Regions from separate parts of the Homo sapiens genome. Here region 2 is linked to region 1. The links are chromatin loops, found by intact Hi-C in ENCODE. Cell type or tissue: PC-9. All regions are shown on one strand. Each heading gives the region's core, and the rest is flanking DNA. Links, peaks and the distances in the headings are about the cores only. Region 1 overlaps GNAT3 (G protein subunit alpha transducin 3). Region 2 holds the start of CD36 (CD36 molecule (CD36 blood group)).

Region 1 (16,902 bases), core at 3,769-11,768:
TGTTTTCCTGAGGATTAAACTTAATATCAAATAATACACCATAACAAATAAAAATATTGCTTGTGATTGCTAAATACAAAAGAATTTATGGCATAAACACAATTTGCAATATCTCTACATTAATTTTTTTAGTTATGCCATTTCAAAGAGACTAAAAAATGTTTAATAACATAACAATTATAATTAATGTTTGACGATGATTACAAGGTCTGTGTGGCAACAGGGAAATGATTACTTGATAAGTTTTTTTTTAAAAAAGAATTCAAATTGTAGGAGTAAGCAAATGTCTGTATATCAAGTATATTCAAGTAGTCATAGTTCCGTTTGTAAGGTAGCAACAAAATTATTTTCTCCCTACTTTATATTTTGCTATCTAATTATTTTACATTAAATTATATTTGAAATCCACTTACTTTAAAAGTTTATAGGCAGACATATAAAATTATTTGGCAAATGAAACTTACAGTATTATCCAAAGAACCACAGTTGACCCCACCCAAAAAAAAGAGTAACGGAGTAGAATCCACAAGAAGAACTCACCCACTTCCATATGTCCCCTCCAGGAGCAGCTGGGCATCTGGTTACCTCCAGAGGATGCCAGTTGAATGCCTACCAACGTAATTCTTGGAAACCTTGCTATAGAAACAATAAAAATAGAGAGCAAAAGCATAGTAAGGATAAAGAAAGAGGAGTCATTTGAACTCCCTCCCCCAGCTTAGTGGACCTTTTAAATGACCACTGGATCTTGTAAATGACCACCAGAAATCATTACAATTAAAACAAAAACAAAACAAAACAAAGCCTTTTCTGTGCTCTTAATGTAAAGAAAGGGGAAATCCCCCTTTTTCCTGTCACTTTTCTTCAAAGAACAAGGAAATGCTAAGTATGGCCTTCAGGCAGATAGTTTATAAAGCAAGGAGTCAGGTATTTTACTGATTCCCATTTCTAGCTTTCTCCACAGTTTGCTCCAATCTATCTCTCTGGCTACAGTTTCCCTCTCATGTGTAAAAGGGGAACTTGGAGGAGTCGAACTCCAAGATCCTTTTATTCTTTATCTCTCTCTGACTTAGTGATCATGTTCTTATTTAAGTGTAGTTCAGTTATGGATCTGACCTTGGCTTTTCCTAAGAACGTAGGATTTTAAATTGGCTCTTAAGAAACAACATAGTATACCCACCTTAATTTAAAAAAAACAAGGCTCAAAGATTAGTTGGTTTACATTAAGTAGCTCAAGTTTATGGAAAAATCCACTTCTCCTGGATTCCATTATAGTGCTTTTTGCTATTCAAGGATTTAATGATTAGAAATATTTATTTTTTCCTCTTAGGCAATAATAGTTACAAAAATAGACGTACCCTCTGAATTCCTTTGAGAATGATTTAATGATGTTTAAATTTGTAGATGCAATACGGTATTCCATGCATTTGTGTCAGAGAAGTTGGAAATCACAATCTTGCCTATTGCTACTTATTTAAATAGACTGTGTCTTTCATAGAACCCAGAGTTTGTGAAACAGTGACGCTCTGATCACTAAATACTTGATATTTGACCAGATATGGTGTCTCATGCCTATAATCTCAACATCTTGGGAGGCTGAGGCAAGAGGATCGCTTGAGCCCGGGAGTTCCAGACCAGTCTGAACAATATAACCAGACACTGTATCTATAAAAAAAAAAAAAAAAAAAAAAAGGAAAAGAAAAAGAAAAAAAAATAGCTAGGCATGGTGGTGTGTACCTGTAGTCCCAGCTACTTGGGAGGCTGAGGTGGGAGATTCACTTGAGCTTGGGAGGTTGAGGTTGCAGCAGCTGTGATGGCGCCACTGCACTCCAGCCTGGGCAACAGAGCAAGACCCTGTCTTGAAAAAAAAAAAAGTGAGATGAGAGATTTATTAGTAAAAGTCTTAATGAGTTGACATATAGGGGAAGTGAAAATAATAAACTCTACACATTGCTGCCATCATGCTAATTAAAAAATAAAAGTACAGTTCATTCAAACTGTACATTGAATGGCATAAACAGATCAACTTAAGCAGCACTTAGCCATTGTCATAACTTCTCAAGAGTACCTATATTCTCAACTATCAGAACATCACAGTTGTCAGGCACGACATAGTTCATATTTTGATTTCCACTTATGTGAACTCTATCAGTTTCAGCTGCATTCTAGTACTTGGTTTTGAGATTAATATACTCTTGACCTGTTTAAAATTGTTTATTTAACAGATTGATTGCTAAACACTACCTACATGTGACTTTCAGAGTTCTGGTTAGCTCTCAATTATTTATTTATACAAGTGCATATACTTTTATATAGCCATTTGCACATCATCACACAGATTGCCAAAGAGAGAAGTTCTGATAGAAAATTTATGTGAGCTTTATTAGTCACTGGGTCTATAAGTTTGGACAAGTTAACCTCTCTAAATTTCAGTGTCTGCTTCCACAGAATGTTATGGCTTTCCTCCTTGAGTTACAATGACTATTAAAGAAGGAAGCAAAAACATAAGAAATCCACTATATACAGAGTATTATAGAATGTACATTTTCAGTAAATATTAGGTATTATTTTTCAATATTTATTTTGAATATAGGATCATTAAAATTTAGGTAGTGAAATCTATACATCCAACATCATTTGAAAAAATTATTTTTTATTAAACTATTATTTATGTGGTAGACATTTAGTTGGACACCGGGGATGTAGTGAGGGCTCAGCAGTAACTGAGATGGAAATAATATTTGTCATCAGGAGAGGAGAGCTTGATGTTTAACAAGTAACTACAAATATGCTATTTCAAAAAGGCTGTGCAGCTATATGTGGAGCTCAATCCTTGCTTAAAGAAGGAATTACTAAGAAGGGGAACACTAACATTAAATGAGGATGGAAAAGAACTAATTAGTTTGGTTTTGGAATGAGTTTGTAAGTTCTATTTGATATCTACATATGTAAGCAATTACAAATGTGCATTTGAAGCCCAAAATGGACACTTTGTCTAGAGATCTAAATCTAGGTGTTATTGGCATGCCATTATACTATGGCATATAATTCATACTAAGAAAGTAGGATGGAATAGGTGAAGGAAGCACTTAGATTAAGAAGGGAAGGGTATTAGGGATAACAGAGTCTAGGGAAGAGTGTTAAAAAAAAAAAACACACAATATTTTCTGCTCATTTGTTAGGAAAAGAACCTTCAAGGGAGAGGACAGAAGAGTAAAAGGAAATCAGAAGTATGCGAAATCACAGAATTCAAGAGAAGTGTTCCAAAGGGAATTATCCACATTGAAAGGTCTTGAGAGGTCAAGAAAGGAAACTATTAAATAGAATCTATTGGATTTAGAAATATGGAGCCATTGGGAATATAGTGAGAGAGGTTCCAGAAGAATGGTGGACTCCTACTCCTGTGGAATATGTGGAGAAATGAGAATAGGCTATTGGAACAGTTAAGGACAATATTTCAGGACCTATAGCCAAGGAGTAGGAGAGAGATGGGATATGTAGTTAGAGGGGAAGCAGCTAAATCGGGATTGTTCTTATTGGTTGTGGTTTAGTATTTGATAGGCTTAGAATTTCCTAAGCATAGAACTTGAAAAGAGGGTTAACAAACCCTCTTTTTTTGTTACCTATGTAACAAACCTTCATATCCTGAAGAAATAGGAAAGGAGAAATAATGAAGATATTTAGTAAATATCTACTTATCCTTTTGAATATTATTATATCCTATTTTGGAGCATATAGAATCCACTCAACTGACATAAAAGAATGCTGAAAATTGTAACACTTTTACTACATAATTTGAGCACTGTTGTAATCATCTTGGACATAGAACCCTACAAAGTAAACTCTACAATATGAACCAAAAAGCACTGATTCCTCAAGATGTTCTACAATTGAAGTTCTGTGATTAGATTTGTTTGGTATATATGCGTCCAATAACTTGGAAATTTTCAACCAATATTACTACTCAAAGATTCTGAAAACCGAGTAGCCACAAAACATGGTATTTTTAACTCAGCATTTCTCACAATTACTAGGTAAACTATATAGTCTTCCTTTCTTTTGATATTTTTTTCATGATATTTGGAAATATGACTCTAGGGTTCAGAATAAGTTCCACAAAGTTCTAAGACCACCTGGGATCCCTAATATTAACGATGAAGTTCTGAGTAATCTGTAGGGAAAACACATATTTTATTTTCTATACAATGTAGTCCCAAAGTTACACAATCTTAAGAGAATGAAGATGAGTTGATAGGTGCAGGAAACCACCATAGCACATGTATACCTATGTAACAAACCTTCATGTTCTGCACATGTATCCCAGAACTTAAAGTAAAATAAAAATGATGAGTAAATAAAATAAATATTCTTTAAAGAGAGAGAGAGAGAGAATGAGCCATTCCAGGCCCACTGTAATTCCCAAGCTTTTCCAAATACCTCATAGGGAAATAAAACTTCTTTGGGATGCCACTCAAATCCACAGGGTGTTATTTGAAAAATGTGGCAGAAAGGATGATTAGAGAAGGCTTCATTGAGGAGGTGGTATTGGGAAGAGACTTGAGTGAAAAAGGAAGTGAACCACCGAAGGACATGGAGGCAACAACCACTGAAATGCGCTGAAATGAGGGCTTGGTGAGTTCAAGGAGCAACAAATTGTTCAGTGCATCTTGAGTCTTGGTGGCAGGGAGAGAAAGGGAGAAAGGAGGGAAAGAGGGGATCAAAACATGTAGAACCTTGTGAGTCACAGTAAGGGATAAGGGATTTGGGTTTTATGTTGAGTTTTGAGTTTGGTGAGAAATTACTAGAGTTTTTAAAATATAACAATAAAATAGGAGTTAAGTGTTCGATCAGTTTGGCCGTTATGAGGAAGCTAAGTTTTCATAATACCTATACATTTTGGTGTTATATATTTTAAAAATTCACATTTGATGGGTAGGCTCAATCCTTTAAAAGCTTTAAGGAATTTTAAATTTAAAGAATTGTAATTCTTTAAATTATACCAGCTTTTCAATAAGCACAGAAGAACATCAAGAATGGAAATACACTATGTTCAATAAAGTGTTATTTATGGTTAAAAAAATAACAACTGTATATTGCCAGAAATTCTTAATGCAGTCAGAACAGTTGCGTCACCTTGAAGCTTTTAAAAACTACCTTTGCAGGGCCTGACATGCAAGGATGCTGATTCATTTTGTTTGGGTTGCAGTTCTGCTATCAGTACTTTTAAGGGTACACCATATGCTTGTAATGTGCAGCCTGGATTGAAAATCATTACCGTAGGCTCCAACTATGCACGCACAAATTTAAAAAGTAAAAGGTCTGGAGACACAAAAACCAACCTGATAGGATAACTTGCCTTTGTAGGAGGTAGTAGGATTGAAGTGGTCAAGGGAGACTTTGTAACATTGAAGTGTTTAAACTAGAACTATATTCATGATACCTCTACAAATAAAGTATATTGAAATTAAAAATAGAATATTTTTTTAAAAAGGAAGGACAGGTATGGTGGTTCACGCCTGTAATCCTAGCACTTTGGGAGCCCGAGGTGGGCAGATCATGAGGTCAAGAGATCGAGACCATCCTGGCCAACATGGTGAAACCTCGACCCTACTAAAAAAAAAAAAAAAAAAAAAAATTACAAAAATTAGCTGGGTGTGGTGGTGTGCACCTGTAGTCTCAGCTACTTGGGAGGCTGAGGCAGGAGAATCGCTTGAAAGTGGGAGGTGGAGGTTGAAGTGAGCCTAGGTTGTGCCACTGCACTCCAGCCTGCATGACAGAGCAAGACTCCGTCTCAAAAAACAAACAAACAAACAAACAAAAAAACAAAAAAGAAAAAGAAAGAAAAAAGAAAAAGAAAATAAGAAAGAAAAACAGAAAGAAATGAAACAGTATATTTGTTTGGTTTGTAAAGCTATGCTGACAAGATATATAATTTTTTCTCCTTAGGGATAAAACTGTGTAGTGGTTGTTTTATGGCATCATTCCTCCTAAACAGCACTTTAATAGTGGAAGGAGCCAATAGCATGATGCTAGTGAAAGTGACCAGAGCATATTTCACTGAACTTGCAGTTCTCTTTCATATCCATTTAACAGAGAAATGGGGTTTTAAAAATCTATCCTGTGTTGATGCAGGAAAATCAGGTTGAGACTTGATATGGCCATTTGTTGACAAAAAAGCCAAACTCCGTAAAATACTTGAAGAGATTTATTTTGAGCCAAATGTGAGGGCCATGACCCATGGCACAGCCTCAGGAGGTCCTGAGAACATATGCCCAAGGTAGTTAAGTTATTGCCTGATTTTATACATTCTATGGGGATTAAAGTTACAGGCAGATATCAGTCAATACATGCAAGGTCCAGAAAGGCAGGACAATTTGAAGCGGGACCTTCCAGTCATAGGTGGATTCAAACATTTTCTGATTGGTTGAAAAGAATTAAGTTATTTTCTGATTGGTTGAAAGAATTAAGTTATTGTCTAAAGGCCTAGAATCAGTAGAAAGGAGTCTCTAGGTTAAGAGTCTGTGGAGACCAAGGTTCTTATTATGTAGATGAAGCCTCATAGGTGGCACCCTTAGAGGCAATAGATGGCAAATATTTCCTATGTAGACCTTTAAAAAGTGCTAGACTTTCAGCTAATCTCACCAGGATCAGAAAAGGCCTTGAAAAGGGAAGGGGCTTCTCTACACAATGTAAACTTCCCCCACAAAAGACAGCTTTTATTTTCTTGTTATTTTCTTTTATTCTTTTATATATGCCAAAAAAATATATTTGGGGGTAAAATAATTTCTTTCAGGGCCTGCTCTATACTGGAGTCAGTTTGGAATTTGGAATCTTATTGCTATAAAGATTCTGTTTTATCAGTCCTAAGATCTCTGTTTCAATGTTAATGCGGGTGAGTTATGCCTGAATTCCAAAGGGAGGAGGGCCTAATGAGGCATGTCTGACCCCACCCTTCCTATCACAGCCTGACCTAGTTTTTCAGGTTTACTTTGGAATTCTGTTGGCCAAGAGGGATTTCTGTTGGTTGCGGGGCTTAGAATTCTGTTGCTTGGGGGACTTAGAATTTTGTTTTTGGTTTACACATTGAATATGTGGACCAATGACCATCTGATCAGTTTACTTTTAACAATAAAAGCTGATTGTGAAGAAAGATAGAATAAGTTATTTTCTTTTTTTACCCTTACCAGTGTCTCTTTAACAATAAGTGACATATCCTTATTTTTTATACAAAGAACAGATTTTTGATAAAATGGTAGAAAAAAACTGTAGTCAATTCAAAATAATAATAAGCTGAGTTGTATCAGAAAAGCAGCAAGTTCTTATTGAACATACTTCACTGGTAGTGTCAGAGGCATTTGAACCAGAGCAACTTCATCTTAAATAGGAGCTGAGGAAAATGAGAATGAGACCCACTAGGCTTCATTCCCAGACAGTTAAGGCATTCTAAGTTACAGGGTGAGATAAGGAGGTCGGCACAAGATGCAGGTCATAACGACCTTGCTGATAAACAGGCTGCAGTAAGAAGCTGGCCCAAACCCACCCAAACCAAGATGGCCATGAGAGTGACCTCTGCTTGTCCTCACCGCTATACTCCCACCAGCACCATGACAGTTTACAAATGCCATGGCAATGTCAGGAAGTTACCCTATATGCTCTAACAAGGGGAGGCATGAATAATCCACCCCTTGTTTAGCATATCATCAAGAAACCACAAAAATGAACAACCAGCAGCCCTCGGGGCTGCTCTGTATATGGAGTAGCCATTCTTTTATTCCTTCACTTTCTGAATAAACTTGCTTTCATTTTGCCCTATGGACTCGTCCTGAATTCTTTCTTGTGTGAGATCCAAGAACCCTCTCTTGGGATCTGGATTGGGACCCCTTTCCTGTAACAGTAACAGCCTGACATGGCACAAAATGCGCTTGTATTTGACTCTTATTCTGATACTTATTGTATTTACTGGTTTACTCGTTTCTAAAACTCTGAGTTTTAGATTCCTCACATGTAAAATGGAGAAAATATAGTGTCTATCTCATGGTTGTGAGGATTATGTGTGATATTGCATGTGCAGTTTTGTAAATTGTAATAATATGCACTAGGAGGGTTATGAGCTAAAAAAGATATCAGTTTTAGAGGCTGACAACAAGGTTGAGTTCAGACTTCTCCATTTGCCTGGGCTATTACCACAGTCAATTTAGTTATTCTGAAACTCAACATCTTAATTTTTTAAAAAATGATTTGTCATAAAGCTATTTTGATTATTTGTTTAAATAAATTGCAGACTATAGTATTTACTCAGTAAACTTCTATTTCCTTCTTTGCTGGTAACCTCCAAATGTTATCCCAACAGGACTAAGACAATAATTCCTTGCTTTGCATAAAAAACTCTCACCTCTGTCCTACTGATTTGTTCCAAAGGCATATGCAATCAACAATGCCTACAGGGATGTTCAAAAATATTATGTGGATCCAAATGTTTACCATTCTTTATATGATTACGAGGCAGTAACCCGATGACAAAAAAACATTATATATTAATTTTTTGAAACAATACAATTTTAGAATAATGAATTTATTTCCATTTTTACTCTAATTTTTTTTTTTTTTTTTTTTTGAGACAGGGTCTGGCTCTGTCACCTAGGCTGAAATGTAGTGGTGCAATCTCTGCCCACTGCAACCTCTGCCTCCCAAGCTCAAGCAATTCTCCCACCTCAGCCTCCCAAGTAGCTGGGACTACAGACATGTACTACATCCCTGACTAATTTTTTTGTAGAGAAAAATTTTGCCATGTTGCCCAGGCTGGTCTCAGACTCCTGGGCTCAAGTGATCTACCCACCTCGGCCTCCCTAAGTGCTGGGATTATAGGCGTTAGCCACCATGCCCGGTCTACTCTAATTTTTACTTGGCTTTTTTTTTCTAGAAAAATTCATGGCGATGATTAAAAAAAGAAGAAGATACCAGATTAAATCAGCTTAATTTTTATTTTACCTTGGTATAATATGTAGACCTTTTGCAAACTTAGTATGACTACAGCAAAGTATTATTATCCTCCTTGATATCATATTCAGAAGTCAGTGACATATTTCAAAATATGCTAATTTCTTCACATAATATTTTATAGTTTTTGCAAAGGAGAACTCTTCTGGGCATCATCCAGCCATGAAAAACTTTAGTTCTATTTACCTCAATATAGTTCAAAAAGATGTTTGGTGGAATTATTAGCTAAAAGAATAAGATTAAAATTATCCCAGTAAATTACTCTATTAGAAAATAGAATATGTGATTCCAAATAATACATACTTATTCTCACCAAAATATTGTTCTAGGAGGACCAACGACAACTTTATGCAATGGCAAATACCCTGGAAGATGGTGGCATGACACCTCAACTGGCTGAGGTAATAAAACGGCTGTGGAGAGATCCAGGAATTCAGGCCTGCTTTGAAAGGGCATCTGAATATCAGCTCAATGACTCAGCAGCTTAGTAAGTGAATTCACTTTAAGGGGAATTGGAGGTAAAACATTTAAAATTAAGAATTATAATTCTGCATACTTTGCATTTGTAAATTCAAATGAGGAAAATAAATGGTGTTACATTTTATTAGAGTAAAATAAAAAGCAATTAAAGAGAAATGAAAATGAACAAGGTGACATAATGAGATTTAAGAAAATATAACCAGGGGAGCATTTTAAATAACTAAGTTTGAAACTGCCTGAGAAGATTCTATGGTGCAAATATCTTCTCTTGATTAAAAAGTGTTAACCTTTATGCATAGCCTTTCACACTAACACAGACTGGTGACATGCACACTGAGGTTTTGGGCTATTCATTTCATCTCTATCCATATTAGTGAAATCATCTCCTAGATTAATTTCATTAATGACACATGCCTTGGCTCATTGGGTTGATGACCATGATACAAAATTCTAGAAGAAATTAATGAAATGATTTCCAAAATACTTGTATACTAGGAGATTCTTTTGGAGTCTCAAAAAATTCTATAAATTTCACTGCTTGTATCATCCATTTAGCATTAATTAACCATAAGGAAATTAGGGGCTTGTGACACTATTTATAATTTCATTATCAAAGTGATTTAAAATTTTCCTTTAGTGCTGGGCACAGTGGCTCACGCCTGTAATCCCAGCACTTTGGGAGGCCATGGCAGGCAGACAGCTTGAAGTAAGGAATTTGAGACCAGCCTGGGTTACATGGCAAAGCCAAGTTGCTACAAAAAAATACAAAATTAGCCAGGTGTGGTGGCATGTGCCTGTAGTCCCAGCTACTTGGGAAGCTGAGACAGAAGGATTGCTTGAGCGCAGGAGGTCAAGGCTGCAGTAGGCAGAGACTGCACCACTGTACTCCAGTTGGGGCAAAAGAGCAAGACCCTGTCACCAAATTAACCCCAAAAAACAATTATTTTAGCAAGTGGTTCCTAACATAGCCCCTTACTATATGCCTGCAAGATGTGTGCATATGTAAATACAATCTAATTACTCATTTTCTATTTCTGTTCATGCATATGTGTGAAAAAGTGTAAATATAGTTCTTTTGATGAACTCCCCCTCTCCCCGCCAACAGAAGCTGCTAGCATCGTTTAATTAAACAAAAGCAAAACAGTAATGTAAAAGTGAAACAAATGAAAAAGATCGGTTAAGGACAGAACAATGAAGCTTGCATGACACTTCAGATTTTTAATCATTGATGGACAGAATGATTAGGGAGAGAAAATAAGCTATATAAACTCTAGAGAAAAAATTTTCTGTAATTATTCATTCATCTTTATTTTAGACCCCAATTTCAAAGGGCACATTGCTTTTGGAGGAGTTTTTCCTAGCTCTCTGATGGAGAGAATGAGTCTCATTTTGTGATTATATCAACTTGAATAACTTTTCATAAGTGTCTCAGCACCTACCACATTTTAATAGTACAAGGGATCTCTGCAGTGGAGTAAAACATTGCTTTTCTAAACTATTCATTGGTAAAGGTAGTCACAATGAGTAAGAAGCTGAATTGTGGAATATTTCCATAAAATCTTGCTTAGTAAAGCTCTGGGTAGAGAGCTAGAGAGAAAGATAGATTAAAGTGGGCTCTCATTAATATATTTAGTCTTGTACAAACCACATAGTTAAAATGGGCAAATAAATGGCATTTTATTGTATTTTCTAGTATTTAATTTTAGCTTTTTCCTTTATTTAAATACTTAAAGTATGTTTTACACTGGGACTATCTACTCCATTATAGATTCATAGTAAAATTTTAAATCTGTTCATCAAGTTAAAAACAATTAAACAATATCAATTTGCATTCATTTTGTAAATGTTGCCCATATTGTAATAGTTTTCAACTACCCAGATTACTGCAGGTGCAATAGAACAACAACAGAAAAGCTCATTTTCCCTGGGTCTTAGAGAAATTTCATACATAAACAAAAAGTAATAATAATAATAAAGTGGTTTTTTTTTTCTGCTCTTAGGTGTCCTTAAAAGGAAAGCTTGCTGAGAAAGGTAGTTGAATGGTCATTGCTTTCTTCCAGAAATTAAGAGCAGATTTTTTTTTCCAAACACTGAATTACATTAGAAAACTAGATATAAAATGAGATTGGTACTATAATGTGTGTCTATTTCATATACATTATATAGAGCAAGGTCTCTAACACTTTTTTCTTTTTCTGGTAAAAGTAAGATACTTCTTGTTTTCTCAAATCTAGAGATCCTTCAAGTTAAGGCTAACAAAAAAGTGAATATAATCAGAATAAGGGAAAGGAATGCCATAGTTGGCAACATAACCTCATCAGTTCTAGCAAATTGAAAGAAGAGGGGTATGGCAGGGATAATCAGAGGAAACATTTTAGTTGACTGCATGGTTTGCTAATTGCAGCCATCTAGTGTGCCTTTAAAATTCCATGTGCTTTAAGAATTACCATAGACTTCACCAGGAAAAATACTAGTTTAAATAATTGGAAAAGAATTTAGTACTTTTAAATGATTAGATTCATATATGTTAAGGGCCTCTATTTGGTCTAAGCTTTAGATTATAGACTTGAACTCCCACATTCCATATTTGTTTATTTAAACAAGCATTTTAAATGCAAATTTGTCAGTCTGCTAATGCTTCTGCTTTGCTTGAAATCATTCATACATGCAAATAAATGTGTCCTTACCAAGGTTTTCATTTAGGTATCATGAAATGAATTTAATCTTTATTTTGGTAGGTATATTTTTGGGTTTTTTTTGTTTTCTTTTTACTCTTGCGTGAACTAACTGACCAACAACACACCTACCACACATGCAGACTTAATTAATAGAAAATTCACAAAGGGATTTGCTTGCCAAAATAGAAAATAAATACACTAGCAAATCCTGCCAGTACTTTTTCCAATACATTTACATCTTAATGTTTCACTCTTTTTTCAAAAGAAAACTTAAGCTTTTTTAGAATAAAACAATGGTGACAAATTTTCATATTATATATGTTATGTGTTTCTGAGGTGTGATTTTTACTCTCGGCCGAAATCCCTTTGGGACACTTGTCCAACCTTAATTTGTTTCAGCTTAAAAGGAAAAAGATCCTCCAAGAATAAATTACCTATATTAATAATGAATTTTTTTAACTAATAAAATAATTTTGTTTTTTCAATCTTTGTGCTAGGTGCTAAGGCGTAACAGCTTCTCAGCTTAATCACTGAACAAACAATTTTTAACACTGACTAACATTCAGCTGGATTCTACCTCACAAATTCTGTCTCGATGGAAGCACTTGAATCTTATCTTTCTATAAATGTGGTTCAGTGTAATGGCGAAATTTGTCATAAAGGCATTACCATGCTATTACTATTTGTATCTGAAAGTTTTACAGAAATAGTGATATTGCTAAGCCACTAAAAGCTTAGTATCAAAAGTCTAGACCAGTGGTTTTCAAATTATTTTTAAAGCAATAAAACACTTTTTTTTTTTTTTTTTAGTATGAAGACATTATCTCGTTTCAAGAGTTAGGAAGCTGAGAGCAGGTTTTTTTTCCTCTAATTTAGCAGACTGTTATAGCATACACAATTTAATTAGACTTATTCCTGTTCATCACCACACCTAGATCCTGTGAGGGGAAAAAAACACCATATTCAGCCTGTTAATACTAACAATTTTTAATATAGCTTCCTGGAAGGGGTAAAGACACAGTGATGCATTGATGGAAGAGGAGGTGGGAGTGGGGACAGTGGGTACGTTCACCCTTCTGTCCCCAGGAGAGCCAGGTCAGGGTGGGTTTGCAAATTCATGAGTCACTTCCAGCATAGACCAGGAAGAGAGACAAATGGTACTTCTTTTATTGCGCTAACTAGATATTGCAATGGCATTTAATGGAAATGGCTGAGTCTTGATGAGGCAAATTCATGCAAAAATAACAAACAACCTTCAAATTAGTACATTCGAACCAATCACTCTCATAAAACCGAAAATGCCTAAATTCAAACTACAGAATTTCGAGGATAATCTAGCCACTACCACTATAAGGCAACTTTTAGTTTTGTAATGATCCAGGCACTATAAAGAGAAATTTTCTTTCATACTCCTATCCATATACAAGCAAATTTATCACACAAACCACATAAAATACAGGTTAAGGCAATGTTGATTTAGGTGCCTTTAGAAGAGGACGCTGGGGGTCAGCTGTGTGCCACATTCAGCACTCTGCATTCTGCAACATTCCAGCTACCAAACTTTTAATTCGATGAGCATAGTTTGGAAAGCGCCTGTCTAGAATTTATCATTTTTCATAGAACCTACGCTAAAAATTCATTTCTACTGAATCCTGGTTTCTTCAAACGCAAAGTTAAAAATATATATATATACACACACATATATATGTATGTATGTGTGTATATATACATATATGTATGTATTTATGTATTATATATACACATATATAATTTTGTTTTGTCTTTATTAGCTACCTTAATGATTTAGATAGAATAACAGCATCTGGGTATGTGCCAAATGAACAAGATGTTCTCCATTCTCGAGTGAAAACGACTGGAATCATTGAAACTCAATTCTCCTTTAAAGACTTGCACTTCAGGTATGATCAAATATCTTTTCTAACTGTAGACAGAAGTATGCATCAGGCTTAATATTTCCTCATGGAGAAAAGCTCTAGCCCATGTTCAGGTTCAATAATCCTTGGATGTACTCACTAGCTCTAGTTTACCTTCAGTACCGCTGTCCTTTACTGTCCTTCTATAGCCTCTCACCCCAGCCTCTCATCCTGAGCCTCATCCCTCCTTCCAGGCTAAAATGCTTCTGGCTTGAGCAGGTGGGGACTAGATTTTACTTTCCTCATGCTTAAAACTGGCACTGTACTTTGGGGAAAAAAAAGAAAATGTATTTAAATAACATACAAGAAATGGGTGCCAGGAATCCTATTTCCTTTGCCTTTCTATTTTCCTATTTGCTTGAAATATTCCTATAACATCTGTTTCCTTAATTTTAAAAAATGCAAATTACCAAGATGAGAATTATTTGAATATGATACTATTTACTGCAATAACAAGGCATATTTTATAACCATGTTTTGAGTATGAAAATGAATCATTATTTTCATTGCGGTTATATTATCGAGAGCTTCCTAGAAATTCTACTGCAAAATCACTCATTTACTATACCAAGAAATGGAAACCCATACTATAATGTTAGAAAATATCCCTTAATATTTAAATACCTTTTTGTATGGATTGTGGACAATATGGAATATTAAACATTAATAGCAGGTTCTAGCTGCATTGTTTAGTAATGACAAAAATCAATAAAAATATAACTAATAAAATTACTCTTGTATCAAACAATGAGAATAATCTTAAAGAGTAAAAAACTGGAGATAGAGTGGCATGAATTATTCATATCCATTCGTGAGGAAAAAGAAAATGGTAATTAATCAACATCATAAATTTATTTTAGTAAGATAAAAGCTTCAAATATTTTAAAGTATGTGTTATATATAATATCTAAGTAGAATACCTATTATGTAGATAGTATATTTTCAACTAATACGGAAAAACTCTTCAAAATTCGTATCTAAATTTTAGGCCCACAAATAGTTAATTTTCTGAAAGATGAGCCAAAGATTAAACCAGGGTAAAGGGACTGCACCGATTGGGATCAACATCCTCTCTTGGCAAATGTAGGAAAAGTTTGTCGTCAGTCTTGGCTTCACTATTGTATAGTTCTTTTTGGCAACTACTTTCTTCAGACTCCTCACCTTTGATCCAGTTTCTGGGTTTTCCTTTGAGGCCCTGAGTCCAGTTGTTTCTCCCCCTCTGCCCCTCCCACGCCAGTGAAAACATTTTTGACACTGTCCCTTTTCTGTCTTACTCTTTCTTTTCTCCAGATGTCTCACTGAAACAGACTAGAACTGAGTGTGGGCCTTGAGGCTGCCCAGACCAAAGTTCCAATTCCAGGTTACCTAATAATTAGCAGTAGGAGTTAAGAAACACAGTTAACCTTTTCTTTATTTGCTTGCCTAATGAGTTTGTTGTAAAGATTAGATGAAGTAAAGTCCTAGTAGAGAGTTATAACTTGATGTAGCTTACCTTTCATAAGCCAGTAGAACTCTCTGTGTCCTAGATTGTCTGGACCATAAACGGGTTTGGACAAGTGATGTTACCTGTTGAATACCTAAAAGCTCACTACCCAAGTCACTCCCTACAACACCAACCAATTTGGTATTGTCTCAAAAATGATCACTCTCAAAAATTATCTTGTTTATGTATCTGTTCTTTAACATTTCAAGCCTTTGTACTTGCTAGTCTCTTTGCCTAAAGTGCTCTGCCCCTGAATCTGCAAGAAACATCTCCTTCTTATGATTAAGTTCCAAAATCAAATGCATATCCTCATGGAGGCATAACCATCTTATCTATGTACCATCCATGCTTATCCCTGTCACTATACACCCTGCAGCATGCTCATAAATGTTTAACAGCAGGGTTTCTGGGGCAGTAAGGCGATGGAGGGCTGGCTGATTGTAGCTCTTGATTTTTCTGGTGCAAATAACCCCACCATGGTCAATTTCAGTCAACCAAGGTGATGTCACTAAATGCAGAGTTGAGGAGAAATGCAAATAAACAGCTCTCACTAGCTAAGCCAGGGTGAGCCATAGCCACTGCAATATTGATACATCACATTGCTTTCCTTTTAAAAAAAATTATCAATATATGAGATTGCCTTGCTTCTTTATTAGTTTTCTCTTTTTGTTTCTGTTTCTATCTCATATGCCCCCGAGCTCCTGGAGGCTAGGGGCCATGTCTATTTATAGCTCTACTTCCAGTGCTTATTATAGTGGCTAGCATAGAGTAAGAATGAAGGTAATTTTTGCTGAATGAGTAAATGCACTATGCCAAACACTCTACATACACAATCTTTATACTTGCACAGTAACACCATGAGCTGAGTGTTGCTATCGATACTCAGGATAAGCAATCTTGGTTATCCTGAGGCTAACTGGATAGCCTCAAAAACTGGAGGCTATACTGAGATAAAAGATTTCCCCCAAGGTCTTTCACGGAAGTGCTAGAGATGGAATTAAAATGCATATCTTTCTGTCTTCAAAGACCACACTCCTTACACTGTATGGCACTGAGTTGTTAGATAAATTGGGTGAAAACCATTTTTCTGTAGAGTGTTGTTTTCAGTGTTGTTGGTCATTTATAATCTCTTTCAGAGAGAAGGCGGGAGGGAGGATAAAATGACAGCCTTTTGGGGAACTATCTTTAAGTTGGAGGGTCATGTGGTCCTTTATAAGTCAGTGCTTCTAAAACCAGGGTACGAGACAACTGCCAATAAACACGTAAATCCTCAGAAAATCATGGTCATTTTCTGAGACATCTATTTCACTCTGAACAAAGTAATATAAACAAT
Region 2 (16,902 bases), core at 4,049-12,048, 160 kb before region 1:
TCAGAGGTACATGTGCAAGTTTGTTATATAGGTAAATTGTGTGTCATGGAGGTTTGGTGTACGGATTATTTCTTCACGCAGGTAATAAGCATAGTACCTGATAGGTAGTTTTTTGATCCTCCGCTCTCCTCCCCCTTCCCACCCTCGATTAGCCCCAGGTGTCTATTGTTCCCTTCTTTATATCCACGTGTATTCAATATTTAGCTCCTACTTACAAGTGAGAACATGTGGTATCTGGTTTTCTGTTCCTGCATTAATCTGCTTAGCATACAACTACCTATGTTATGTTATACAATATTCACTAAACTTTTTATCAACTGACATTAATAATGTCAAGTGATAAATTATCTTTTGTAAATGGTGGTAGAATTTTGACCCTTTTCCACAGTGCTTTGGTAGTTTCTACTTTCATGGCAGCTCTTGCTATTGATTTTTAGTTTTTTTTTTTTTTTTGAAAGACTGCATAAACTTGCTGGCTGCACACAACTCTATTAAGAATCACGGTCAAAAATACTGGTAAGAAAGATTGCAGCTATAATCCATAAAAAGCATGAGGATACCAGAGACATCCCTTGAAAATAAAGAGCAAAAATAAAGTACAAATAAGCTTGCTAAACTGTTTTAGACTACTTCAAATGGTAATGACATCTTTCAGAATTGGAAGGTATCACAGCACTGCAACTCTACACTAAATATGAAATGATTTTCTCATCATTCTCAATTAAGAAGTTTAATTATTTTTTTCCAAATATCACTTGTATACAATAGCTTTCTTAATTTGCTATTAGTCAGCTAAACAAAGTAATATTAAATGAGTTTTAATGGTACACAAATAAGAAGTCAACAGTACCAAAACCCATATGTTTGTGAAATAGCATTACTCTAAGTATTTCTGAGGCAGCAGTAAGACACTTGGCTCTCTAGGTTTACACAAAATTCAAATATTTGACTCCTACTCTATGCCAAAGATATACATACGCCAATATCATTTAAAAAATAGTCTGTAAACTGAAGAAAAAAGAAACAGTCTATTCAAACAATATTCCACCTACTTCATATGACTAAATTAACAAGGTCAACATGGTTGTGTAGGAATCTGAGAGCAAAAAGAAGCTTAGCCTTAAATGTACCATACATCTTGACCAATATAAGGATTCTGATGATGAGTCTTAGTCTATGGACATGTAGGGGGCTTACAATGTGCACTGTCATTTGACAGTTTTTATGAGTCTCTGTTGTACCACCTCCTTGAGTTTGAATCTACACTAGGAAGTCTGAATCTTCTCTTTTCCTTGTAAAAGATTGCACGGATAATTCTTATTTCAAAAACAAGAAGGAAAAGCACTCCATTGATTTAATTCCCCCTTCTTTATTACCCTACTCAAAGTATACTTTCAAAATTATTGGTGACCATGTTCTAATCATTATTTTCTTAATTTTCATCTGCCTGAGAACATTTTATGCTTTCTTTCCTTGAGTTCTGGCCTCCTATTAACTTCTAGGATTGTACTCTTTGTTTGTTTCTTCATATAAGATCATTCTTTTCCTTTTCTACTTTTGTCTTCCTGCCTCTGAATTATTACAAATTCTGTAATAATTCTTCTGCTTTTTCCTCTCTCCATTAAAACTCTCTAAAAGTAAATCTACTGTTTAGTTTTATTTTTAATCTTTATAGCAATGATCAAATCTATTTGAACTCTGACCTTTGAAACACAGACTGATGTTCATAAAACATCACTTATAAAACCTCTGTTTTACTTTGTAAGGTATATACATACCTTCTATCAATAACTCACTGGACATCTTGAGTTTGATGCTTTTACTCCTCTAATTTAATCTGTCTCTCCAAGCTTCCATTTCATCCTATTATCTATCAGTTTTTTTTTTCTATATACTCAACCATGCCAGACCAGTGTGCCTTTTGTTATATAATGTGCAGATTATGCAAATATCTTTCTAAAAGGGAATCTTATATTCTCCTTGAAAGTGGTCATATCCTACAGTTTTTTGTTTGTTTGTTTTCCTATCTCTGGTATCCTCACTTTGCAACCTTTCTGCTGTAGAGTAGTATACAAGGCCAGGTTTTTCATCTAGGCTCTTCCTACAGATTGCTTACATTTGGAGAATGACTTCTTTCCCTATTGGCTAGGTGAGTTGGCAAGTTGATTTAAGGACTTGCGCCTGTAAGATGAGTAAAATAACAGCAACTTCTCACAGATATTTTTGAAGATTAAGTGAACTAGTATATAGGAAACTCTTAGTAAGAATTAAATGTTAGCCATCTAATCTCTAAATTCAGGTTTTATCATATCTTACACTTGCTGAAAAACATACCGACGACTATTGTGTATTGTATCATCAATTAAGTATTTTTCTGCCTGATGTTCTAAGCTTGCTTCCTAACTCTAACCCCATGTTAACTTCTAATCTTTTCTGCTGTTAATCCAGTATTATGGGCACATTCTCTACCTTCTTCCTTCCATCTTCACTGCATTTGGTAGCATTTTCACAGGGTTTTTCATACTATCAATCAGTCCTTTAATATGGTTACTGCAGTTATTTGAGACTTTCAAAATTCTACACTTCTTTAAAATCTGAATCAAGTCCTACCTTTTTCCTGAAGTTTCTTGAATACTCTGAGAGATTTCTCTTTCAAAGTATTACAGCATTTACTTTTCCAATTCAATTCTAGAGTCTCATAGGTCTCGGTATTTTTTATTATAATATATCTTCCCCTGGTTATAGCTTACAATAGATGAGATTATATTATTCTCTTAGTCATTATACAAAAGCACATTTTGATGTCAGAAAACTTACTTTCTCATGGTTAACTATTATAAGCATAAAGATAAATATTAAAGAATTAAAATAAATGCTAGCACCTCACATGCTATTCAAAAGAATCTACATGTACCAGTTTTGTTGCATGACAAAGAAAAAAATTAAATCATCAATACTCAGTTATTGACCAATAATTATGTGTCAGCAAAAAAAAGTAGTCTAAATCGCTGTGCATTGGAAGATTATTGTGATTTTTGAATTTGGAAAACTTTTCCAAATGATGTTGTAGTCTGTACGTTAACACAGACACTGATCTTGTACTTTCTCTGCATAAGATCTGGGTGAGAACATAGTTTATGAGTAGGAAGGATGTCAGATCAATGGCCACTCCATCCCACTATTAGATAAGCCCCACACCTCACTATTACCTGTCTGTTTCCATTGGCCTGTATTAAAAATACTATCAAGAAAACTAAGAATTCCAAGGCAGGGGATACTAATTTACATATGTTTTTTCAGTTAAATGCATGAGGCTGAAGTTCTGCAATATGTTAGCAATAAACACAATACAGTCAGCCCTCTGTATTCATGGGTTCCACATCTGCAGATTCAACCAACTGTGGATCAAAAATATTAAAAATACTAACAATATAGCAATAAAAATTTAATAAAAATTCAATTCCTCCTGTTCTCCATCGTGCACTATGCTTACTAACCCTTTGTCTAGGTCATTGCCATCCTAACCAGGTAGAGAGTTGAAGGCAGAACTCGTTTTATTTGGCCAGTATTATGTTTAATAAAATGAACATTTATGCCTTCAGGCAGTAAACACACAGTCTAGTTCACAGCAGTTCCTGTTCTTCATTTTATCTTGTTCTTGGCACCTTAAATTTTGTTTAACCCCTGTATCCAAACTCCTGCAGCCATTTGAATTTGCCATCCCTGATTTAGAACTTCAGCAGAACTGCTTCCCTTTATTCTCTTCTTCCCCCTATCAATCAACGTTTCTGATGAGTGAGTGTGTAGCTAATTCGAATAAGCTAGGGTGGGAGATGAATTCTAGGTTGTTGTGCAAAGCCCATCTATTCAATCATTCTGTTTTTTCACACTACAGTCAATTTGTTTTATACTAAGACATGTTCTGCATATTTCTGAAAGTATTTTCTAAGATTCCAATATGAAGCTTCACAAATAGAAAATATTTATGAGATGAGATTATTACACATATATAAAAATAGTGGATTACTAAACAGTGTATTACCAAACAAGTTTACCTACAATTTAATAAGGATTTATGTTTCAATATTAAACACATTACACACACACACACACACACACACAGTTTTACTTTTCTCAGTATTAACTAAAGTGCAACTTCTTTTATAAATGTGCTTTTACAAAATATACTCACTTATTTCCTACTCAAAAGCATGCCAACATGCTCTTTGGACATAACTTAAAACAATTATTTCTACTAACATGCATACCTGTAGACAGCTTTTAATAGAATTTGGTATTTATATTTAAGACAGCAATGGAGTCATGTTAAATATACATTATACTTATAACATTTCACATAAAGTCGCATCATATAGAGTTGCAGTGGTTCATAATTACCTTTATGTCAAAGATACAAAATTAGCAGTTACCATGAAATATAAAGCAGGTAAATACAAAGCAAAAAAAGAGAAGTTAGAATCAATCAAAATGAGAAGGCATATTCTTTGGACTACTTGTACCTTTTTAATTGTCTTCTGGATAAGCAGGTCTCCAACTGGCATTAGAATACCTCCAAACACAGCCAGGACAGCACCAATGACAGCCCCAGCGATGAGCCCACAGTTCCGGTCACAGCCCATTTTTCTTGTTCAGGAGGTGAATTAGTGTTAAGCACCTGTTTCTTGCAAACTCCTGGATATGATTAAAGTGGTTTCTACAAGCTCTGGTTCTATCATTAGAAAGAGATCATAAAACAGAAGCTTAAATATCAGTACAAAAAGATCAAAGTACAAAGAAAACACCCACTGAAACGTATCATTTTGCCCGTTCTAAATAAACAAATGCTTTTCTTTTTGTTTCACCAAAGTGGCTTCCTCGGTCCGTCTCCCTTTTCTTGCTTCTAATGCCTACCAGTGGCAGAACTAATAATGTCATATCTGAATTTCTTCATATTCCTCCTTTTTAATTTTCTTTCTACACATGATTAACATATTGAAATCTTATCTAAGGAGAACTCTCACCCTCATCTCTCTTCCCTTGTCTCAGCAACTTAGTTGCATCCTCACTATCTGGTTTCTCCACCCAACACAACCTTCCACACCCCTTCTGGAGCTCTCCTGCGAACAGAATGTGGGTTGACTGATGTGTTTTCCATTAAATGATAAGCAAGTATGGTAACAGATGTTTTATTTACGATACCTTATTCACAAATCAACAGCAAGACATGAATTTTACAGGAAATGAACTGATGAGTCACAGAAAGAATCAATTCGTCTAATCATTGGAAAGCTATCTGTGAAAATAAGAAAAGCATGGGTAAATAGAAAAAAATTCTCAGAAATTTTATACTGGGACACTCTCTAATATCACCATACTTAAAATAACTGTTAAAAGAAAGTCTAATTTTCATGAATACTGAGTTCAGGCCTGAATGGCTTGTCCTAAAAACTGTTTAAAACATGGAATTTTTAAAATAAGAGTATCTTACTTTCAGTTTTATTGATGACTTTGGATAGACTACAGGTATAAAGAATTTGAAGCAAATATAAAATGTAGAGGATGTCTTGTTTCAACCATGGCATTGCTCTCTTACTGAAGAATTTTTTCCCTACACATTCAACTACAATATAGTTTGTCATTTGCAGTTGATTCATGCTAATTCTGTTAAAATTAGGTAGTTTGTGTTAGTATATATTTGTCAATCTAATGTTTGGTGTCTTCATAAAGTATGTGATTATTATTATTTTTTGAGACGGAGTCTTTCTCTGTCACCCAGGCTGGAGTGCAGTGGCACGATCTCGGCTCACTGCAACCTCTGCCTCCTGGGTTCAAGCAATTCTCCTGACTCAGCCTCCTGTGTAGCTGGGATTACAGGTGCACGCCACCATGCCTGGTTAATTTTTGTATTTTCAGTAGAGATGGGGTTTCACCATGTTGGTCAGGCTGGTCTCGAACTCCTGACCTCGTGATCCACCCACCTCAGCCTCCCAAAGTGCTGGGATGACAGGCGTGAGCCACCATGCCCAGCCATAGTATGTGATTATTATATAAAGATTGGGAGAGCCGGGCGTGGTGGCTCACACCTGTCATCCTAGCACTTTGGAAGGCTGAGGCGGGTGGATCACCTGAGGTTGGGAGTTTGAGACCAGCCCGACCAACACAGAGAAACCCCATCTCTACTAAACATACAAAGTTAGCCGGGCTTGGTGGCACATGCTTGTAATCCCAGCTACTCCGGAGGCTGAGGCAGGAGAATCGCTTGAACCCAGGAGGCGGAGGTTGCGGTGAGCCGAGATCATGCCATTGCACTCCAGCCTGGGCAACAAGAGTGAAACTCCATCTCAAAAAAAAAAAAAAAGATTGGAAGAAAGAATACAGTTTGTGAAATGAGTGGATCCTACTGTAATAATCAGAGTTAATTCTAACTAGTATTTGAAAACACATTTATTTGAACTTCTTTGTTGTTGCAATGACATTTTGTCAATAATGGGGTTGGCGTGTCATTTATAGTCAGAATGCGCTTTATAGTTTATAAACAATTATTCTCTACTTTGAAATGCTCATGGCCAAAGAAAACATATGTGCCAACGGAATGAAGGCTACAGTCAAAAAAGGGCACATAGAATATTGTTGTTAATGTTGTAAGTGTATTAATAATTGTGGTTTGTTATAATTTCAGGTTTTCCCTCCACAGCTGTCTTGCAACAGAGGTACCACTCTTATGATTTTATTAGTATTTACTTCCACTTTAGTAATCATATAGTTTTTCAAAAATATTACCTGTAGAGCTAAGAAAAGAATAAGAAAATGATATTTTCCCCCAAAATGTAGGAATAAATGTTACAAATATTTTTCTTGGCAATTTTATTATTTACATATGTTCCCTTAACCTTTGGGATTCCCCTTTGCCTATTCCCTTATACATAGGATACTTTCCAGTATAAACCATAGGATGCAATAAACTTCATTTACATCAAGGTCTTGGTGATTAAGAAGACTGACTAGTTCTTTAGTGTCATTTTTCTCCAATGTAAAGGGAATGCACATAAGTCTAAACAAGTGATTTGTTTTTCCTGTGGAATTTTCTGTCTCACTGAGCAAGTAGGGCTGGCTTTTTATTAATTGTTCAGGGTGGAGTGGTAACAATAGCTTTCCCTGCCCTTGGAAATCGTATACCATGCTACCTCATATGGCTTTGTCCATGGCTGTCCTAATGCAATGGAATGAGTAATTTAATGCTGGTAATCAGGACTGGATATTGTCAAATAGAATTTCCTTTGCAATGCATAATTGTAAAGCACTTGAAACTTTTCTTGAAACCATCTTTTAAGCAACCACAGTAATCGCCAACTAGAGAATGTCATGCTGGTGTTCTGTATGTTGTGAACTGATAATGAGATTTAGGGTAGTTTATTAGGTACATAATATTTTATTGAATGCCCATTTCATAGACCATCCCCAAATATTTTCTGCAAGTTATACTTAACGAAGCAATTAAAATATAGCGATCCCAGCTGGTTCAATTGAGATGAAGGGACAAGATTAAACCAAAGACTGATTTGTCACTGTCTTGCTAAATGAAAGCAGACAAGCCACATAATCTCTCTACACCTCAATTTCCTCATGCGTAAAATGAGATGATAAAATGAGATCAGCATTTTTTAATTTAAGCGGCTGAACTGGTTTTTCAATTCTTACGTGGAAGTGCATTAGGTAAAATGACTGATTCCACAGCAGTTAAGAAACCCAGAGACTCTGTTTCTTAACTTTGTCTTCCTGTTCCTGCCTGACACTCTTTATCCTCACTGTTAGGAAGCTCTAGGAGAACCTCTGTAGAAACCCACAGCTTTATGAGCCCACATAAAAAATGCAGCAGGAAACCCCCAGTGTCACATTCCAGTTTTGTTAATATAGTATGAAAATCTATTTAAAACATGTATAACTCAAGGATTAAGTTATCTCTCTGGAAAAGTTATTTTATGTTCCACATAAACTTCACTAAAAATTACTCATTCAATATTAATGTCATTTGCAACTCTGACAAATGTGATACAAAATGATTTAAAATTATAACTCTATTGCTGTTAGAATAGGTATATGTGCATATATTAGCCCTTCTCCAGATTCTATGCCACAACCTAGTTGTGAATCTATCTGGCCTTTTCCCAAATCATTCTTCTTTATTCAATCAAGTAGCTCCATGCACTACAGAGAAGAGTTTCTGCAAGGGGTAAAGAGTTCCAACAGTAACCACTGAAGAAACCAGGGAGTAGTGCATGCGCTCCAATGGCTCCCTCTCTAGACCTGAAAACTGATTAGTATAACTTCTATGGACTCTGAGCCTAGATATGTTGAGCAATGGACAGGCCTGGGTACTGCCTAGCTCTGTCTGCTTTGAACTTAAAACTGAAGTGAGATAGTGTACACATCCCACTGCTGTAGAGTCACATACATTAGAAAACAGAAGTATCAAGTAATTTATTCTGTTGAATTCTATGGTTAGACAGTTCTCAATCTAACATTGGTCAGGATGATATACAAGCAAAATTACAAGTATTAATCTAACAAAACTTCAATCCATGTGCTGATATTTTGAAAAAAGAGCTAGACAAACTGAACTTGTCTATTTGTTCAAATTTTCAACTGATTGATTGCCTCTTATTACTTTAAGTTTCTACCTTTTTCCTAAGAATAGGCAAAATACGTGACACTAGTTGGGTTCATTTATTATCACTCGGTGCCTTGACACCATGAGTAATGAAGTATTGTTATTATAATCATACTCTATCCTTAAGCTGCATATGACAAAATTATAATTAGTTTTATTCACCTGAGGCAAAGGAGAACCACCCATACTACGTAAGACGTGCACCAAATACAAAAGAGAAAAGTTCATGTTAAATAGCACATGTAGTCACACAGCTTTTCCACCTATATTTATCTTCAGAGAAAGAATGTAGTTTGTCTCCACCATTCCACCAAATTTAGCTGTCTAAAGCATAAAAAAATTTGGGTTATGCTTACTCAGTTTTCTTAATAACACAACTCCTTATATATGAAAATAGGTAATTAATTTCATTTGCTAATTGTAGATTAAATTTTATTCTTTACTAATTGTTACTTGTCCTTTATAAGAAACAGACAAGATATTGATACTGTATCGGTAATAATTTACTTCCTGCTTAAAATACTTAAATTTAGAAAGCCAAGATACAGAAAACTAATTGAGACTTGTATAAAGAAGAAAGGGAAAATAAGAAGACGTGTTTTAATAGGCAACTAATTACATGCCTTTCTTGATTCTATAGGCAGCTCAGTTGCCTTCTGTCCAGTTTATAGATTATAAATCCTATTCCTTTTGTAGAATTCATGAGTGGACCCTATTCCGTTGGGTCATCTTTGAAAGAGGGAGGAAAAATATAACTTTTTTTTTTTTTTGGTTATCAGGTCAACAGTGTTTCTGTAATGAACTTTTAAGCAAAATACCCTCCCACTATATTGGGAACCCAGTAGAAACAGAGACTAAGCTTTTTGCAAAGCCTGCATTAGACTGAGATATAAGAAGCCTCTTCAGTAAACAGTTTAGAACATTAGAGCAAGTCCCCAGAGCATCTATAATTAATCCCTTGTGTTTATAAAGCTGTGTTCCCTTGGAAACTCCACCCAGAAAAGGCATGGCCCTGAAGTAACATCTGCTGGGATGTAAACTATGAAATTTGAAAAGTTTTAGATTTCCAGGGTACTTGTACCATAGACACTTGCCAGACCTAAATGACATTTTCTTACTGATCAGTAGATTGCTAAAATTTCTTTTTTTTCTATCTATAAGCCTTCCTCCCACTTTTTCTTAGGATAGAAAACCAGACCACACTCTTGTTTTCCATTCTCTTGATACAGAGAGTTTTCCTTACCTAAAAAATACAGCATCTGTCCATAAAATCTAGTTTTTGGAGGACTTGGGGGAATTCATTCAACGGTTTGCATGAGTATAGAAGTTAGTTTTTAAAATTACTTTTTTCACATTATCATAACTATGTATGTTTATAAAGACACAGTTCCCTATACATGAGTAAAAATGTAGATTCAAATTCAAGGTAGTAGAAATGGGTGTAAAACAATCATTTAACTATGATTATGTTTCATCAACATAAGGTCATTAGGTCATTCTTTATAAAATCATGTTTAGAGATAGAATTCTCCTTTCAAGGTAAATTTTATGCACAATACCAATATAAAAGATAGTTCAAAGAAGAGTTATTTGGTAAAAGAAAGGAGCAGAAACTGTGCCTCTTCCCTTTCCCAGTCACGCTTCACTTGGGCTCTGAGTCATCTCCAAAGAACCCATGGGCTCCACAAGTAATTTTCAAATAACTGGACTATGAGATCTCCAGAATCTTATCTTACTGAAATTATCTCATGTCCATTTCTATCCTATCAGAATATATGATGGTAAAAATGTAAAATAGGAAAAAACTTGATAGACATCTGTAATATAAAATAATTACATACTTCTCAAATATTGCAATTTGTAACTTGTTTTGATGGTAGTCTTTAAAAACTAATGCAATAAATACATTGGACTTTATATATTATACTTGGGATCCTTCTAGAAACAAGTCCCGTCTTTTAAAGACTTATGAACCAGGGATTACTGTAGGTTTGAAATTATTCCCTTAAGTTCATACTGACTTAAAGAGTATTATCTAGACCCATTCTTAATTTTTGAACCTTAGACAAGAATGCTAATGTCTTTTTTCCACACCCCAAATTCTACTATAAACAGACACTATAAAGTTTGTAATGCCAAAAATGCTGGACCTTGAAGCCAAGAAATGTAGATTCAGTTCTGGGTGTTAGTATTGAAGTTTGTCTGTGATACAGTTTTCTCTAAAATGAGTTTACTTACATCAAATAAGGTTGCAAGTATTAAATGAAGTAAAATAATATATATTTATATTGTAGAAAATGTTATTGTTATTTTGAAATATTACTATGAAGTATCATTTCAAACCATAACAGTAAAGTGTTATTTCATATTGGCCAAGTGTTTTAAAAATCTAATAAATGTGTATATTTTACAAAAGTAGAAATGAGTATTTGCAAAATAGTTAGATTATAATGAAATGTGATCATATATGTATGGAATTAAAATATGCAAATGGAAAGACAGCTACTAGTTTAGAACAATGCTACTTGCAAGTTTCAGACACATCTTGGGCCAGTGAACAAAAACATCTTCTGATTAGATGCAAGGATACTTACAGAATTAAGTATCTGATAGTTACAGAATTATCTTAAACTTTCCTTTTCAGGAAACACACAGGAAATACACACACATGCAGGGTTCAAATGTGTTAAAGTAAACAAGGTTAAAAAAATTCCTTAAAAAAATAGGGTGGCAACTATAACTTCCAAGGTAAATTCCAAATTCAGTACACTCTGTGCAAGTACCTCCAGTTGTAATTAATATTCTTCCCAGGCTAACCCATTATCTGATGGTTCTCTGTTTGGTTTATTGTTCTGGTTCACTAATGAGTCTGGGAAATTAAATGATTTCTACTTTAGTTCTTATTTTCTTGTAAATTCCAAAGGACCACTGGACTTTCTATATAACAAACATTTTTAAATATTTCATTTTGGCTTCCTTGTGAACCAATATTTAAAGCAATATTTTTTAGCTTCAACACACATTACTGACTTCAAACCACACAGAAAAAGACTAAAAAGTACATGCAAATCTTTACAAAACAGGTTTCAATATGCTACTTGATGATTTCAGAAACTGGGATGTACTCTAGAGAATTTATGCCATTTACAGTTATTTATAATTTTAGTTAATGTATAATTAATTTGAGGCTTTTACTTAATTCCTCCAAATTGATTTCTCCTTTACTTCAACTTGGCATCATCATCTAATAATTCAGTACTATTTGTAATAAGCTTCCTGAATCGAAAAAAAATTAACTTTATTTTTATTCTACTAATTTACACTAATTAAATTTCAGATTATTTAAAAGTAATATACTTTGCTATTCCCAGTAACAATGACAATATCTTTGTTCATTACAGAAAAGAACTTAAAAAGCACATATCCAAAATACACATTGCATTTGATCATGTAGAGCAAGTCAGGTATACCAAAAGTTGTGCAATTCAGATTGAAAATTAAACAAGCTAATGACTCTGTAAAGTAATAGTTAATAATTGCATATTAGACAACATGTTGACATAAGAGCTGTAAGTCATTTATAACATCTAACCTCATTATATTGGTCTGCAGTATAATGATCTTCATCATTTAAACATCATGTATAAATAGCCTAAGTATAAAATGAAAGTTTTATAATAATCCAAATTGGATTATAAATCACTTTAAATATTAACTTATACATACGACATGAAATGCCATTGGGTATGGTTTAAGCATAAAATATAGGAAGGTTGATAACTTGAAAATAATGCAAACCTGATTTTTAGATAAAGCCTAGTGACTAAGAAAACAGTTACTACCTTTTTTCCTGTCCTCCTATATAACTTCTTAGGAGTATTTATACAGTAGTGTCACCTCCCGTCATCTGGGTGATGGGAAAAATCCCTTAATCTTTTTTATTTAAAGAAAAATCATACAACTTACCTTTAAAATGGCTAAGAAGGATTTTTCAATCAAATGCTCCAACATTTGGACAATTCTTAATAGGATCAAATGGTATTCTGCAGGAAAGTCCTACACTGCAGTCCTCAGTACATAAATGCGTGAGAGTTTAAATATGCAACCACACCCCCTCCCCCCCCCAAAAAAAGAGAAGAGAAAGCACTCTACAGTGTCAGATCCCAGTGTGTGGTTTGTTGCCAGAGGAATTGAAAGAAAAAAAAAATCCCCCACACAGCACATTACTGATATGGCTAATAAGGGTCTATTTTTATGTTCTGGTGAAGACCCATTACCTATATCTGAGATATTCAGCATTTTTTTTTTTTTTGGCTATTTCCCATCCAAGTAAGTCAGAGGCCAGAAAAACAAAAGGAACTGACTTGCTGAGTTTCCCCTAACATATTCTCAGATGCTGAACTGAGACCGCTGGTGGAAATAGTAAATTTGGAAGAATAATCATATTCTCACTTCCCTGTCTTGACTGAGCTTGCGAAACTTATTTTATTAAGTTTAAATTTAATGTACTTTTTTATACAGCGTAATTCTGAAATACTGTGAGACTAATAATTCTGAAAACAATTGGAGACTGTCAATCAGCAAGGATGACAAACTGACTTAAAAAAAGGAAACAGCCTATTGTTCTAGCTGGAAGTTCTTAACTGTTTATCATTTTCTGTTAGTTTTGCAAAAATTTCATGATCACAGCACAGTGCTCCTACAAAAAATAAACTCTTTAAATTTCTTCAACCAAAATATGTCTAAGTAGAATTACTATTGAGGATAATCTTTAGTACTTAAGTCACTTTCAAAAAAAAAAAAAGCATTATGTTGATATTGAATCAAAATAGAAGGCCTTGCACTTTGGGGAAAGAACCTTCACTATCAAGACCCTGTTCTTATAAAGAAATTCTCAGAATCATACAGGAAAACCTTCACAGGGTTAACCTGGCATGTATTTGATAGGAGAGCTGGATAAATGCATTCAAACAACCTTAGAAGTAAAGTAACCTAAGAATACCAGACAGAAATATATTTAGTTCATTAGGTCATATTTAAACCAGTCCTTAAGTTAGAATGCTCGTGCTGTCCTTTTTGGGCATGTGAGGCACACAACGAATCCTTTCATTTGCAAGCAGTGCCATACAACTGAAAAAAAAAACCCCAAACACTCTTTTCTCCTCAAGAATTTTTTTTCCCCAGGGAAGTTTTTACTGACATATTTATTTAAAAAATAAGTCATAAAAATATTGTAAGTCTATTACTTTTTTTTCAAATCTCAGACCACTTAATTAGGATAAAGTAGAAATGACCATGTGCAATCTCTTTATAATTTATGCTTTCAGTTAGAAAAGAATAACTCACAGTGATTTCATGAAACTTAAGAAGGTAATTCCCTTAAATAACTGCGACCTTTTATCTTGGTGGCACGATATAAAATGGTAGTATAAAGACATATTATTTTGGTTAAGAATATCTATTTTGTAGATAGCTGTTTTGTATTTAAGCTAATTTATTTCTCAACCTTAATTCTCACACACTCACACTCTAATATGACAATTCAGAAAAAGATTACCAACGAAAGGGTTCAGATAAGACCTGTTTAAAAGAGCATATTTTAAAGATATTAAAAGACTAAAGTATAATGAAAATATGATCGCAATTAGAGAAAGATTATTTCAGAAAAAATACATGCAAAATAGATGCCTAAGTTGACATTAAACTTACTTGGGTATTATTTAATCAGTAGCCTAATGCCATTCAAATCTGCTGTCACTGGAGAGGAAAATGTCACAGAGTCCCATGAGCAGTCCAAAGAATCAAATTTACATTCCCAGAGACAGCTGTTAAGTGTTCAATCCCATAGACAACAGTTCCTGAGTAGCTTAGCATACAAGATCTGAAAGCACACAGCTGAGTCAAATCTGCAACTGTGGATTTTTAGAAAAATATAGACCTTAAACAATAACATAGCAAAATGCTGTACCCATTTTAAAGTAAAGAGTGTTGGGGTTTTCATTTTTTTAAAGACTATGCACCCACCATATTTTGAAGGGATGTGTTTTATGTGAGCATATACCTTGCTTTATGTAAATCCACTATAACACTGGATTAATTTATTAGAATGACAGGATATAATTTTCAATCTACTTCAGTCAGTTTAGACAATTCTTTGGAAATTCTTTTTTTTTTTTTTTTGCAAGAGATCACATAGGGTTAGAAATTGGAAGGATGTAAGTTTAAATCCTCAGGCTACCGGGCCCTAGTTATATTGACTTGTAATTGGAAGTTAACTGCTTGTTCTTCTTTTTCCAGATTTATCAAGGTATGAATCATTTTGACATGTGTATACACTGTAAAATGATTGCCATAATCAAGTTAATTAACATTCATTGCTCTCATTTTCATAATCAAAGAATAGAGAAAACTAAATAAAAGAGTAATAATAAGAGCTAAGAGATGAGTAGTGTACAATACTTGACAGGAGCCTGAAAATTTCTAGGCACTCAACACTCCCCATTTCATCACCCCCACTTCCTACAAGCCTCCTCCCCTCTCCGTTCTCTGCTTTATTTTCCACAGGTCACTTATCACCATCGAAGAAATTCTGCCAATTGACTTTTGTTTTTGCCCTGTCTTTGCACCTGCTAGAATGTTGGGTTTTTGCAGAGGGGGATGCTTGTCTGTTTAATTCACCACTGAACTTTGCACCTGCCTTTGCACTTGCTAGAATGTTGCGTTTTTGAGGAGGGGGATGCTTGTCTGTTTAATTCACCACTGAACCCCTATAGTACAGAATAAGCTCATAGTTGGTAATAAGTTGAATAAACAGACACACACAAGACTATTATAACCATCATAATGCTTTACAAGTAGTGAGAATGAGTGGAAATGAGAGACTATTATGCTGCTTCTTCATACCATGGATATGTAATGGTTTGATTCAGATTAAGAACATCTGCTAGGAAAATGAATGGAATCCGAGTCTGAATTTGGAATTCATCACTTCCTAAGTGTATGACTTATTGCTAACTACTTTACCTCTCTTAAACATGGTAGAAATATCTCCCTCACAGAATTGCTGTCAAGATTAAAAGTGATAATATGAAGGATTTAGCACAGAGCCTGACATAGTTTTTGTTTAACAAATAATTGTGGCTGGGCTTGGTGGCTCACACCTGTAATCCCAGCACTTTGGGAGGCTGAGGTGGGCGGATCACTTGAGGTCAGGAGTTCGAGAGTAGCTTGACCAACATGGTGAAACCTCCTCTCTACTAAAAATACAAAAATTAGCCAGGTGTGGTGGTGCATGCCTGTAATCCCAACTACTCAGGAGGCTGAGACAGGAAAATCGCTTGAACCTGGGAGGCGGAGGTTTGCAGTGAGCTAAGATTGTGCCACTATACTCCAGCCTGGGCAATAGAGTGAGACTCTGTCTCAAAAAACAAAAACAACAACAAATAATTGCATGGCCATCACTGGCTATCACGCACAATTTTATTTTAGAAAATGTATTAAGTATGGAGAGAAAGCAATATTGAAAATTATAGAAAAGTGTACAATGAGAGGCCTCAATCCCCAATTGTATTCCTCAGAAGTAACAAATGTTAAGTGTGTGTTAACCTTCCCCCAGTAATTTTATAATTTTCTAAAGTATATTAGCCATTTTTATTTTAAAACATTTGTAACAATATCCTTTTCACCTTTTTTTCCATAAATTGCTTTGTCCCTTTCTTAATAATTAGTAGGAAAATAGTCTTTGGACATTTGACAATTTTTTTTTAATTTGACAATTTTTACTTTTCTGTTTGTATGTGTAACTTACAGAAATGTTTACATTTTTATTCCATAAACTTTGAGTCATTTCCTTTTGAGGATTGTATCATGCTTTGAAAGCCTTTATCCACTTTGAGCATACTAAAAAAAAAATAAACTTTCTTTTAGCATTTGTATAGTTAAAAAAAATCCTTTTAACAGTACTTTTGGACAAGCTGATTCATGGAATGTAACACTTGTGAAATAAAAGAGGAAGAGTACAGTAAGTTGAGTAACAAATATTGCAACATATTTGAGAAGCAAATGACAGATGGGTAACAAGAGTTCTGGAAGAGGAATCACATGGCCCGTGTGATTCCTTTATTAGCAATAGGATTTGTGAACTAGGCAAGACGTAATAATCATTGTATTCCTGTTGTCCTTTCTTGTTAAATGGGATAACCTATAAAGTCTACCTACCTTTAAGCTGAAGATCA

What was found. Hi-C counts contacts between places; a loop is a spot of excess contacts. Peaks named below come from ENCODE experiments on the same cell type or tissue, not always from the same donor. Only the 100,000 strongest peaks of a DNase experiment are listed, where the experiment ranks them.
Region 2: a loop joins it to region 1, with 8 times the contacts of the local background. A loop is called at or near these places in 14 of 110 quality-filtered maps.

What each region holds. Positions count from the first base shown.
Region 1 is chr7:80,471,420-80,488,321 of GRCh38, reverse strand. GNAT3 (G protein subunit alpha transducin 3) reads left to right here. Exons shown (of 8, transcript NM_001102386.3): 4 at 9,324-9,481; 5 at 13,943-14,071. LOC107986812 (a long non-coding RNA gene) reads right to left here and starts at 1,855. Exons shown (of 3, transcript XR_001745252.2): 1 at 1,735-1,855; 2 at 541-636. RefSeq lists an enhancer at 9,255-9,549. In PC-9, for the core only: no CTCF peak of the experiment used is centred there; a DNase peak (open chromatin) is centred at 6,921; H3K27ac peaks cover 1,084 bases.
Region 2 is chr7:80,634,479-80,651,380 of GRCh38, reverse strand. It overlaps CD36 (CD36 molecule (CD36 blood group)), which reads right to left and starts at 12,739. Exons shown (of 15, transcript NM_001001548.3): 1 at 12,635-12,739; 2 at 5,200-5,293; 3 at 4,521-4,729. The coding sequence starts at 4,640. In PC-9, for the core only: no CTCF peak of the experiment used is centred there; a DNase peak (open chromatin) is centred at 7,670; H3K4me3 peaks cover 1,138 bases; H3K27ac peaks cover 1,631 bases.